2 separate regions of the Homo sapiens genome follow, and region 2 is linked to region 1. A link is a contact called in ENCODE Hi-C data. All regions are on one chromosome and are shown on one strand. Each heading gives the region's core, a stretch centred on a gene start or an enhancer-like site at or near the end of the contact. The rest is flanking DNA. Distances are from core to core; before and after follow the strand shown.

Region 1 (5,714 bases), core at 1,578-4,077:
TAAAACAACAATATATATATATGTATTTTACCATGTACATACATATGCATATAAATTCATAGAGAAAGTTCTGGAAAGATATATTTCAAAGTGGTAGAGGTGGTTATCTCTGGCCAAAGGGGTCTGTTATGGTGGGAAAGACGATTGAGAAGGGGCTTTTCGCCTTTCTTTATTGTTAGACTGCTTTGGAACATGTTACTGGAGGTTGTAAAGCAAATATCCTCAAAGCTGGAACTATAGAACTCACTGCAAACCAATAATGACTCTTGTAATTAAATTTGCCCTGCAATAGCAATTAATTATATTTCAAAAATACCCTTTAACACTCTCGTCAATGAGTAGTTGCTGCACCATTATCTGCTCTTCAAATGAGAGAAAAAAAAAAAAAGCAAAGCACAAGCTAATCTTGTGGTTTGTGGAAAGTTTTACGGTAAAACAATGGTGGTGTTGACATTCATCTCTTTTGATTCTCAGCCCATGGGTTTTCCAGTTCATCATAAACCGCAGCTGGGGCCGACTTTGGGGAACTCCATATTAGACTCACGCGCTGATGCTAAGTTGAACTGGACTCCCTCTCAAGGCTGAGACGAATTCTGTTTAACTCTCCGAAGCTTTTTTTTTTTTTTTGAGATGGAATCTCGCTCTGTCGCCCAGGCTGGATTGCAGTGGCACGATCTCGGCTCACTGCAACCTCCGCCTCCTGGGTTCAAGCAATACTCTGCCTCAGCCTCCCGAGTTGCTGGGATTACAGACGCGTGCCGCCATGCCCGGCTAACTTTTGTATTTTTAGTAGAGACAGGGTTTCACCACGTTGGCCAGGCTGGTCTTGAACTCCTGACCCCGTAATCCACCCGCCTCAGCCTCCCAAAGTGCTGTGATTACAGGCGTGAGCCACCGCGCCCGGCCTCCGATGCCTTTTTTTTCACGTCACATTTCTTTTAAAATGTAACCTGACCGCAGATACATAACTGTCCTAATACGGAACAGAATTTTTAAAGTAGTTTCTTGTTCTATGACCCCAAAGCTGAATTTCAAGCAAGGAATGCTCAGGAACCAAGATGTTCACTGCACCAGCTGAGACAAAAAGTAGTTTATTTTCATCTCAGCAAGAGGGAACTGTCAAAGAACCAGATGCTTCTCATCTGCGGAGCCCTTCTCTTCAGAAGCCGTGGGAATTGGCTCACCACCAGGGGGCGCAGTTTTACTATACCGTAGCATGCCGCGGAAAAGGCGCGCTCTCACCTGCAATATTGTCCGAGGTCTGAATATTAAAGAGTTCATTGCTGCAGATCTAAAGGCTCTCTCTGTTTAACTGATGCCTGGGAATGACGGTAGAGCCTTGCTTTAAAGCCAGACGATAACATTTAAATAGTTAAGCCGTCTGGCTTCATTAGTTTATTTTTCCTTGTTGCTGGCAAGGAAAGTACTATATTGTAGAGATAATCGTGACTGATAATCAAAACGAAAGCAGTTTTGACAAATTCTAATATAAGTTTTTACTGAAACAGGAATGACAAAATCCTTTTGTCTGAAAGGAAAAAAGTTATAGCTGCATGAAAAATAGGCCCCAGGCTAAGAAAGCTTTTGCTCAAATAAGGGAAATAAAAGAGCAGTGGAATTGTAGGAATAGAATCATATGATGCTTGACTTTTTGCCCTCAGCCTGAAGAATGAAAGCAAATTAGAGGCACAAAACATCTTTAGCAGTCCCAGCTGCTAGGAAGGCTGAGGCAGGAGAATCGCTTGAACCTGGGAGGCGGAGGCTGCAGTGTGCCGAGATAGCGCCACTGCACTCCAGCCTGGGCGACAGAGCGAGAATCTGTCTCAAAAACAAAACAAAACAAAACAAACTATCTTTAGCCCCTGATGCGCAACTGTATATTTTAAAAACATTTAAATTAAAGGGGGAAACAAACCCCAAATGAACCAACAACTGTTAATTCACTCAACAGTTTAAAAAATTGGTTGCAAATAACGTTATCTTTGCTTTGTTTCAAGTAAATGAGGCTGTTAAAACAGTGCCTCATGGAGGGCAACAGTGGGGATTCTCAGGAGAGAAGCTATCCTACCTTTTGGTTAGCATGTTGGGGCGGGGAAATGGAGACTGCCTGCCGAATCACAAATCAGGGTCTTGAGTTTTCTTTCTATTTCTGGGAATTACCCGTTACATGAGTGGAATGCATATATGTGAATTTTCTTTTACAGGTCGGGGATCCATGGAAGGAGGGTTTGGGATTCACCACAGAGATATGTTCTCTGTCCTCAAAGAATCAAATGTACCATTCCTTTAAAATAAGCATAAATTGAGGAGGGACTGGCGATGAGAGTGGAAACTAGCTATAGAAATGGGAGCATGCAGCCCTGAATTGCTCCAGAACAAACACATTTAATGCCAGGGAAGTAGACCACGCTGGGTAATGTCACAATACTATAAAAGGAAGGGTACTTGCTAGGTCCTATTCTAGGATATTTTTTCCAGCCCTCTCTCTAGGCTGCTGGAAGGACAGTGAGGCTGGTTTAGGTGCTCTCTCCCTCCTCTCCAAACACGGCAAACATTCTGGGTGGCTTCCCGTCTGGAAGCCTGTTGCCTGATGGCATCGCCACATTGGCTTGCTCCACCGCTGCAGCTCGGAAGGCAGGGTTAATTCCATACGGTTGCCAGAGCCCTAAATGAGGGAGCCTAGGTCAGAGGTCGCACCCACCGGGAGGGCGGGGTTTAGGGGTCCGGGGCGGGCTGAGCCTGGCCCCGCCCAAGGAGGGGGCGGGACGTTTCCCGGGCCCCGCCCCGCCGGCCCGGGGTTGCACGTGACCCGCGGTCCCGCCTCCCGCCCGCTCCGCAGCGCCAGCTCGGCAGGCGCGGGGCGTGAGTGTGGAGTGAGACCCGCCGGGCTCCAACTCCGCAGCGTCGGAGCGCGGCGGGCAGCAACTTTCTCCCCGGAGCGGCCGTGGCGGCGGCTGCTGCCGTGGCAGCCGGAGCGGAAGCCGGGAGGAAGAAAGCGGCGGCAGCGGCGGTTGCTCCCGCCGGCTCGGGCTGTCTAGCTCGCCGAGACTGCCGGCCCGCGGAGCCGCGTCCCCCCGGGCAGCCCCGGGCCCCTGCCCTATGTCCCGCAAGGCAAGCGAGAATGTGGAGTACACGCTGCGGAGCCTGAGCAGCCTGATGGGCGAGCGGCGCAGGAAGCAGCCGGAGCCGGACGCGGCGAGCGCGGCCGGGGAGTGCAGCCTCCTGGCTGCCGCCGAATCGAGCACCAGCCTGCAGAGCGCGGGCGCGGGCGGCGGCGGCGTCGGGGACCTGGAGCGCGCGGCGCGGCGGCAGTTCCAGCAGGACGAGACCCCCGCCTTCGTGTACGTGGTGGCCGTCTTCTCCGCGCTGGGCGGCTTCCTGTTTGGCTATGACACCGGGGTGGTGTCAGGGGCCATGCTGCTGCTCAAGCGGCAGCTCAGTCTGGACGCGCTGTGGCAGGAGCTGCTGGTGTCCAGCACGGTGGGGGCGGCTGCCGTCTCGGCGCTGGCCGGAGGCGCCCTCAACGGCGTCTTCGGCCGCCGCGCTGCCATCCTCCTGGCCAGTGCCCTCTTCACCGCCGGCTCCGCGGTGCTGGCTGCGGCCAACAACAAGGAGACACTGCTCGCCGGCCGCCTGGTCGTGGGACTCGGCATCGGTGAGTTCGGGCTCCGTGAAGGGCGCCCGGGATCCCATTGTCACCGCCCTTGACCCTGGGTGTTGCGTGCCTCTTGCCCATCGGGGTCCCCGTCTGGTCTCCCAGGGTCAGAGAATCCTCCACTTCTCTGGCCTCCAGAGCCCATCTGTTTGTTGGTCCAGCCTCCAAGGCTCTCCCGGGAGGTGGGAGGGTCGGGGGGGAGGGGGTGTCACTCTAGTCTCCCTCGAGCGCACGTGGAATCTTTGATAGGCCACGGACCAGTCAGTCCAAGTGGTTGTTGCCTCTCAGCACTTCCAGAAACCTAGCTGAGCACCAGCTCTTTCCTTGATCCAGCCTAACCTGATGCTGCTTCTTGAGCTTACGAGGGTCTCTGCTTTCCTGCACTGTCCCACCTTGCCTCTCCACTGCTAGCCCCTTTCGTTTTCTGGGGCTCCCAGCCTGGAACCTAGACCATCGTCAAGTTACAGTGAGATAATATTTAGAGTTAAGTAATTCTGGACTCTGAAAGGTTTATTAGCGACCCCTGCCCTCTTTGCTTATCTAGCATTTGTCTTTAGATGGCATCTCCTTTTGCTTTTATGCTTTTTCTATTGCCTTTCAGCTTTCATTCTTTTCCCAAGTAAATTCCATTCTCCTCTGTTTTTCCAACTTTTTCATTTGAATCCTTTTTTATCCATTCTCCTCTTTGTTTTTCCTCTCCTGCTTTCCAGTTGGGAACCAAATTATCTATTAAAGGTCATATTCACTTCCTTAATTCATTTAGGAGCTACTCCCCCTGTGGATAAATGCCCCGCAAGATAAATGTTTGGAATTTACTTCAAAAATGAAGGCATTAAGGTTCTCCTGGCGTTGAATTTTTTTCACCCTGGTTGCTGAGCAGGGGAGGTACAATTGGCAAGTTTTTGGCAGAGGGAAGCTATTTGGAATGTGCTCTGTATTATTAGAAAGCACTTTTGAGGGAAAGTGGGGGGCTGTGACTTAAATCTCACTAGTAATTTTTCTAAGACACACCGCTGATGCTTTTTTAATGTTTCGTTTCATAATTCAGTTTTTTGTTTCCCTTAGGGTGCTGTTGAAGTATTTCTTCCCTATGGCTGGGGCTTGATGAAAGCGCTTTAAACCTGGGGCTGCTGCTGATCTGTGTATTCACCACTTGTTTGATGTTTGTGCTTTTCACCCTTTCTCTGTGGGTTCTGAAGGGAAGCAAAGGCCATATATTCAACTCCACATGCGGGAACCATGAGCCTAAAACCCAGCTCACTGCACTTTATATTCAAAGTTTGTCAGTAGTGACCTTCCTTTTGCTGTTTATTGTACTGTTAATTAGCAAAGGTAGGGCAAAGCTCTCCGTAACATATTAAGTTGGCACAAAAATATCCAAAGTGACCAAAAAATCCAGCTGAAATGAAACCTATTTGTGTGGAAACTACTTGGGCCTTCAGGACCCTTCAACAAATAACCTGCTGTTTAAGTGACCACGATTCTTTTCTCAGCATTGTCTGCTTGGGACATCTGGACCTTTTTTGTTGCTTCTGACATAGAAATAACATCATTTTAGGTAGCAAGAATTGTTCTGTCAACCTCAATCTTTTCTGTAATTTTGAAATTGAATCATGCTTTGCAGAGCTGTCTAAATGAAGCTTCCTAGTGTTTTGCTATGGCAGGTATTGGTTAAAATCTTGGGTATTATGTTTACTCTTTTTATCTGACCTGCGAATTGAGCCCTGTTCTGTGTAAGGTCCCCTTCCAGATGTTGTGAGCTGAATAGTGAGGAGAATGTATTATACTTTAGTAAATGTAGCAAGCTGGGGCAAAAGCAACGTAGAACTTGCTAAGCTTTATAAGATAGGTTATCAGAGATGGCTGATGAATTCAGAGGGGGTACAGTTATCTCCAACAGAGGGAAGCCAGAAGCTCTTACCAATGGAAATGGTATGTTGACATGTCAGTATTTTAACAGAAACGAGGAAAGGACGTTCTAAGCAAGGGGCAAAATGGGTAAAGGAAGGAAAGCATAGGGCATACTTGGGGAATAGGTGGAAGCAGCAATAGAGGACAA
Region 2 (5,714 bases), core at 2,171-4,670, 2.4 Mb before region 1:
AAGAGAAAAGTTTCCATGCCAGTTCTCAGCAATGCTTTTGCTTTGGAAGCGAGATAGTGAGCTATCAGAAACCCTCTGAAGTGTTACTGCTTAGACGTTTGACCTTTGATAACTTTGCATATAAAAGAGCCTGTCACTTACACCACAGGGATTGGAAAAAAAATTAAAGAGTTAATTTTATGCTTTGTTTGTATTGTTATTTTAGGGAAGATGAGAACATTCCATATGCCTATTTAATTTTCCCAATATCTTTACAATGATTAACTTGTTGAAAATCACTGGCGATATTATTAAAAGAGCAGAGGCATCATTTGAAAATAAAGTTGACAGTGGGGTATGTGGTTGCTTTGCTTCTGATGTTAGGGTTCTGTTTCCTGTAGGGTGGGACGTTTTATGAGAATAGGGTATCCTTATTTATCCATGGCATAGCACAGTACCTGGCACGCATGTAGCTGATATTCAGTAAGTGTTTATAACTGTAAAAAGCTTCTAGAGCTGATAGAATGGGGAGAGGGTGGAGTGCTGGTGAAGCAGTTAGAAAAGCAATATTTTGACAAACTACTTAGAGAGAATCCCTTCTTACAACTTAGAGTGGGTAGGTTTTGTGTGGTACTAAGGTATTGAAGTAGACAGGCCCTAAATTCCTGTCTCCTGTCTTTTTTTTCTTTTATTCCTTCTCAGCTCTGCAGTATCCTTTGCAGTACTCATTAAGGGATGTTCCTTTAAAGACATCAGAAAAACAAACAAGCAGAAATTAAGTTTTCCTTTCAGAGTGAGCAAAGTACAGCTCAATGTGGCTTCTCTCCAGTTTGCCTGGGGAGGCTGACTTCAGGTATTCAGAAAATAGCACTCATGGAAGCAAAGAAAGCTGATGTTTGAGAGAACCTGATAAAGAAGAGTTTACAACATTTAGCAAAACAGCCTTTGTCTTTGTGTTGTGTAAAATTCAGAGAGCAAATTAAATGTGTTCGTGTAGTGGCTGGATTTTGGACCATTTCACACAGTCTGTGTAGTAATTTGCAGGATTCACCCAGGACTCTCTCTCTTGCTGATCTCTTGTCTGACCCCTTGGAAGACTGGCTGAGGAGGAGTAGTCTTTTTTTTTTTTTTGAGACGGATTCTTGCTCTGTCACTCAGGCTGGAGTGCAGTGGCGCGATCTTGGGTGACTGCAACCTCTGCCTCCCAGGTTCAAGCGATTCTCCTGCCTCAGCCTCCCGAGTAGCTAGGATTACAGGCGTGCATCACCACGCCCAGCTAATTTTTGTAGTTTTAGTAGAGACAGGGTTTCACCGTGTTGGTCAGGCTGGTCTCGAACTCCTGACCTCAGGTGATCCACCAGCCTCAGCCTCCCAGAGTGCTGGGATTACAGGCGTGAGCCACACCACCGGGAAGAGTGGTCTTAAATGTGCATATTTTATGGTGCATAATTTATGATGTCCCTAATTGTCACTACAAATTACATTCCTGAAGAGCAATTTAGCAGCTGGGTGCTAGTTATCTGAAGGTTTGCAGTTCTGCTGAGTTGGCTCAGCTGGTCTTCTCATTAGCTACAAGAGGCCAAACCCTGTACCTAGGGAAAGGTAACTTTTAAAGATTAAGTGAGCTGAGATGCTCAGTTCTGTATGTTGATGCCATTCTCACTGTCTCTTTTGCAGATCCAGCTCTATTTTGCTTGCTTACCAGAGGAAAAAGTTCCTTACGTTAACAGCCCCGGAGAGAAGCATCGGATTAAACAGCTTTTGTACCAGTTACCACCACATGATAATGAGGTAAAATAGCAGGAAGAAGGCTAATTAGAAAAAAGAAGAAAAAATGCATGAGAAGCATTGAGATGCTGCTCATAAACCCCAACTCCTCACTGGCGAGGGCTCCCTTTTGCCTTTCTTTAGTTAAAATTTGGCCAGAGAATACAGCTTTCCATTCTTTGAGAGAAAGAGAGAAAAGAGTATCAGTGTAATAAACTTAACACAAGTTGGTTTTTATAGTGTTTGCAGCCACCCACCAATGATCAGGAACCTACAAATTCCTGAGATTTCCCAGCCCCTGCATCCAGAGTGAATGCTTTATGGTCATTCAGGCCTGCAGTTGAGTTGAGTGCATGTAGAATGGAGAGTAAAAGTGGCAATTAACAAGTTTAAACCTTTTGTGGAAAGGTTAATGTCCTATATATATTTTTTAATTCTGTGTTGATAAGGGTTTTCAATTAAACATTTCTTATTTAAAAAAAAAGTATTCCTTCACATTGCATTTCCCTTTTTCTAGAGAGGCTGTAAAATTCAGATATGGTGTCATTTTAAAATCGTGGGGGTGTGACACAGGCGAGCTAAACTTACTGTTTCACTTCCTGAAACCCTAACTCTGGAAGTAGAGAACTGGTGAGAAAGACTGTGCACTCAGTGTGGTGTTTCTGTTTTGCTTTCTGTGAAGGTACGGTATTGCCAGTCTTTGAGTGAAGAGGAGAAAAAAGAGTTGCAGGTGTTCAGTGCTCAGCGGAAGAAAGAAGCACTGGGAAGAGGAACAATTAAGCTTCTGTCCAGAGCAGTCATGCATGCTGTGTGTGAGCAGGTGAGCAGCCCCTTCTCTGATGCGTAGCTTGTGGCAGTGATGTGGATGGGGTGGACAGTCGGGGGTAGGTGACTGGACTAGCAGAGGTGTGGGTCCTGAAAGCCTCCAGAAAATGAGAGAAAGACAGCCTAGCTTTTTATTAAATAGCAAATCATGTTTCATATTTGTAACTAGCTACACTGCTGTGTATGACAGCAGGAGTCAGTCACCCTTATGCAAACATTGGGTGAAATCCTGCCTTTGGTAGGATCCTGGCATGGAGGTAGGTGCTAGGATACATCTCGTATTCAAAAGATGCAGAAACATAATGAAGACATTCAGATCTTTGCTGGCAGTTCTCAGAGTAGGAAATGTATCCAGCAGGAGGCTGGCACAGGAAAACCACTATTTGTGTGAATCAGATTACACCGTCCTTAGAAATAGTTGTAGTATGTCTGAGACACGTGCCTTACAGTGGAGAATCACCAGTAATCCAGCATTAAAGAGCTATTTAATCACTAAAAGAGGTAGCAAAAATAAATACATTCCTGACAAATTCGAGATTTATCCTAAAGTAGGAAAGCCTGAGAATCCTGTCTTTAAAAAATGATCCTTTTACATTCAAACCCATTTGTTTGTAGTGTGGTTTGAAGATAAATGGAGGTGAAGTTGCAGTGTTCGCCTCCCGTGCGGGCCCTGGTGTGTGCTGGCACCCATCCTGTTTTGTCTGTTTCACGTGTAATGAGCTGCTGGTCGACCTCATCTATTTTTATCAGGATGGAAAAATTCACTGTGGCAGGCACCATGCAGAACTGCTCAAACCACGGTGCTCAGCATGTGACGAGGTAAAAAAAAGTTCATCCTTTCACACTGGGAAAAATAAGCTTAGATTAAGCCAATATTCCACTGTTTACATCAAGCAAAATACTAAAATTTCCTGGATTTTGTTCTGTGTGCATGTTTTAAACATAATCCTGTACATTCATACAATGAAATGATCTATATTTGGTTGCTGCAAAAGTAATTGCGGTTTTTTGCCATAATGGTCAAAACCGCAATTAATTTTTCACCTTCCTGATAGAAAGGGAAGCAGATGTCTTTGTACTTTGATAAGTATTATGTCTTCAGTGGGTTGTGAGAAAATACAAGCTGCAGAAGAGCATGTAGTAGATGGTCTCATTTTTGTTAAGAATTTAAAAAACAATATGATATATGTATTTGTTTATGCTCAGAAAAGGTATGGAAAGACAAATACCAAATTAATAGTAGTTACCCTCGGGGAAGGTGGGAATGGATGATGGCTTGAAAGGAAAAATTTTTTCCCTTTAGCTTTTTATTTTAAAATAATTTTAGATTTACAGAAGAGTTGCAAAGCTATTACAGAGAGATCCTGCATGCCCTTCTCCCAGCTTCCCCTGACACTAACGTCTTACATAACCATAATATATGTATCAAAACTAAGAAATTATCAGCAGTGTAATACCATTAACTAAACCATAGTCTTTGTTTAGATTTTCCCAGTGTTTTAACAGATGCTCCTTTTCTTATCCAAGATCAATCCAGGGTGCTTCATTGCATTTACTCGTTGTATCTTCTTAGTCTCCTTCAATCTATGACAATAAACTTTGTTTTTATTTTTATACATTCATTTACTTTATACATTTTTTTCAACAATGTTCTATTTGAACATATTTTTGTTTTTGTTTTGTTTTGATTTATTTTTTTGGGATGGAGTTGCTCTCTGTTGCCCAGGCTGGAGTGCCGTGGTGCAATCTTGGCTCACTGCAACCTCCGCCCCGCGTGTTCAAGTGATTCTTGCACCTCAGCCCCCCGAGTAGCTGGGATTGCAGGTGCCCACCACCACGCCCAGCTAATTTTTTTTTTTGTATTTTTAGTAGAGGCGGGCTTCACCATGTTGGCCAGGCTGGTCTCGAATTCCTGACCCCAAGAGATTCACCTCCCTCAGCCTCCCAAAATGCTGGGAATACCAGGGTGAGCCACCATGCTCCGCTGAACATATTTTGGAAACCAAAAATATAAAAAAAATGAAAGAACCTGCCGGGCTCGGTGGCTCACGCCTGTAATCCCAGCACTTTGGGAGGCCGAGATGGGCAGATCACGAGGTCAAGAGACAGAGACCATCCTGGCAAACATGGTGAAACCCCGTCTCTACTGAAAATACAAAAATTAGCTGGGCATGGTGGCATGCACCTTTAGTCCCAGCTACTCAGGAGGCTGAGGCAGGAGAATTGCTTGAACCCCAGGAGGCGGAGGTTGCAGTGAGCCGAGGTCACGCCATTGCACTCCAGCGTGGTGACAGAGCGAGACTCTGTCTCAAAAAAATAAAAAATAAAAATAAAAATAAAAAAAGAACCAGACTAGACCCCATGGTGAGACCCCGTCTCTGTCCCAAAATGTTTTTCAAATTAGCTGGGCATGGTGGTTGTGCCCTTGTGGTCCCAGCTACTCAGAAGGCAGAGGTGGGAGGATCGCTCAAGCCCAGGAGTTTGAGGCTGCAGTGAGCTATGATTGTGCCACTGTGCTCCAGCCTGGGCTACAAGTGAGACCCTGTCTCAAAAAAATAAAGAGTCCTTAATCTAGAGATGGCCACCAAGTCAAATAAAGCATTATCAACACAAATGCTGTTCACTCAATTCCAGCATCTGTGTAGCTATAACTGTGTTGAGTCCACAGACATTTTTATGAGTTTTCTTTCTACTAAAACACCAAATTATTTCACTAAATTATTTCCGTGTTAATGTGTTCTTTGCCAGATTATGCCAAGAAAATGTTATTGGGGAGCAAAAATATGACCAAATGAATTACCTCCGGTGTAGAATTCTGTTTTTTTAAAGTCAAAGCAAGCATTTATTATTTAGTTTGTTTTCTCAGCACTGTCAATTTATGCTCTAGTTTGTAGCTAAATCAAGTGTTAGATTTAAGCTTGTGACTCTAAGAAACAAGGTTAGCTATCTGATTTTTTTAAGAGCCAGTGTCTGTCCATTGCCCGGAAAACATGCAGTTACTTGGCCTTTAAAATAGTTCCTAATGATTTTCTTTCATTCTCTGGTTTCACATTTCTTTTTGAAGATAATTTTTGCTGATGAGTGCACAGAAGCTGAGGGTCGCCATTGGCACATGAAACACTTCTGCTGCCTTGAGTGTGAAA

The links. Hi-C counts contacts between places; a loop is a spot of excess contacts on that map. Pooled maps may share reads with other maps.
Region 2: a loop to region 1 is called in a pooled map, with 4 times the contacts of the local background. The contact joins the enhancer-like site here to the promoter of SLC2A13 in region 1. A Hi-C loop is called at or near these places in 2 of 50 pooled maps.

The regions. Positions count from the first base shown.
Region 1 is chr12:40,103,194-40,108,907 of GRCh38, reverse strand. It overlaps SLC2A13 (solute carrier family 2 member 13), which reads left to right and starts at 2,827. Exons shown (of 10, transcript NM_052885.4): 1 at 2,827-3,655. The coding sequence starts at 3,100. RefSeq lists silencers at 1,163-1,292, 2,674-2,923, 2,944-3,203, 3,224-3,293, 3,304-3,393 and an enhancer at 1,504-1,673.
Region 2 is chr12:42,466,302-42,472,015 of GRCh38, reverse strand. PRICKLE1 (prickle planar cell polarity protein 1) reads left to right here. Exons shown (of 8, transcript NM_153026.3): 3 at 1,657-1,770; 4 at 2,429-2,566; 5 at 3,187-3,390; 6 at 5,636-5,714. Among named protein-coding and RNA genes, the nearest start is that of PRICKLE1, 120 kb to the left of the region's middle. RefSeq lists enhancers at 2,353-2,402, 2,413-2,512. Within about 2 kb of position 3,420, at least 8 of the 41 ENCODE cell types and tissues checked have a DNase peak (open chromatin) inside an H3K27ac peak, as active enhancers do.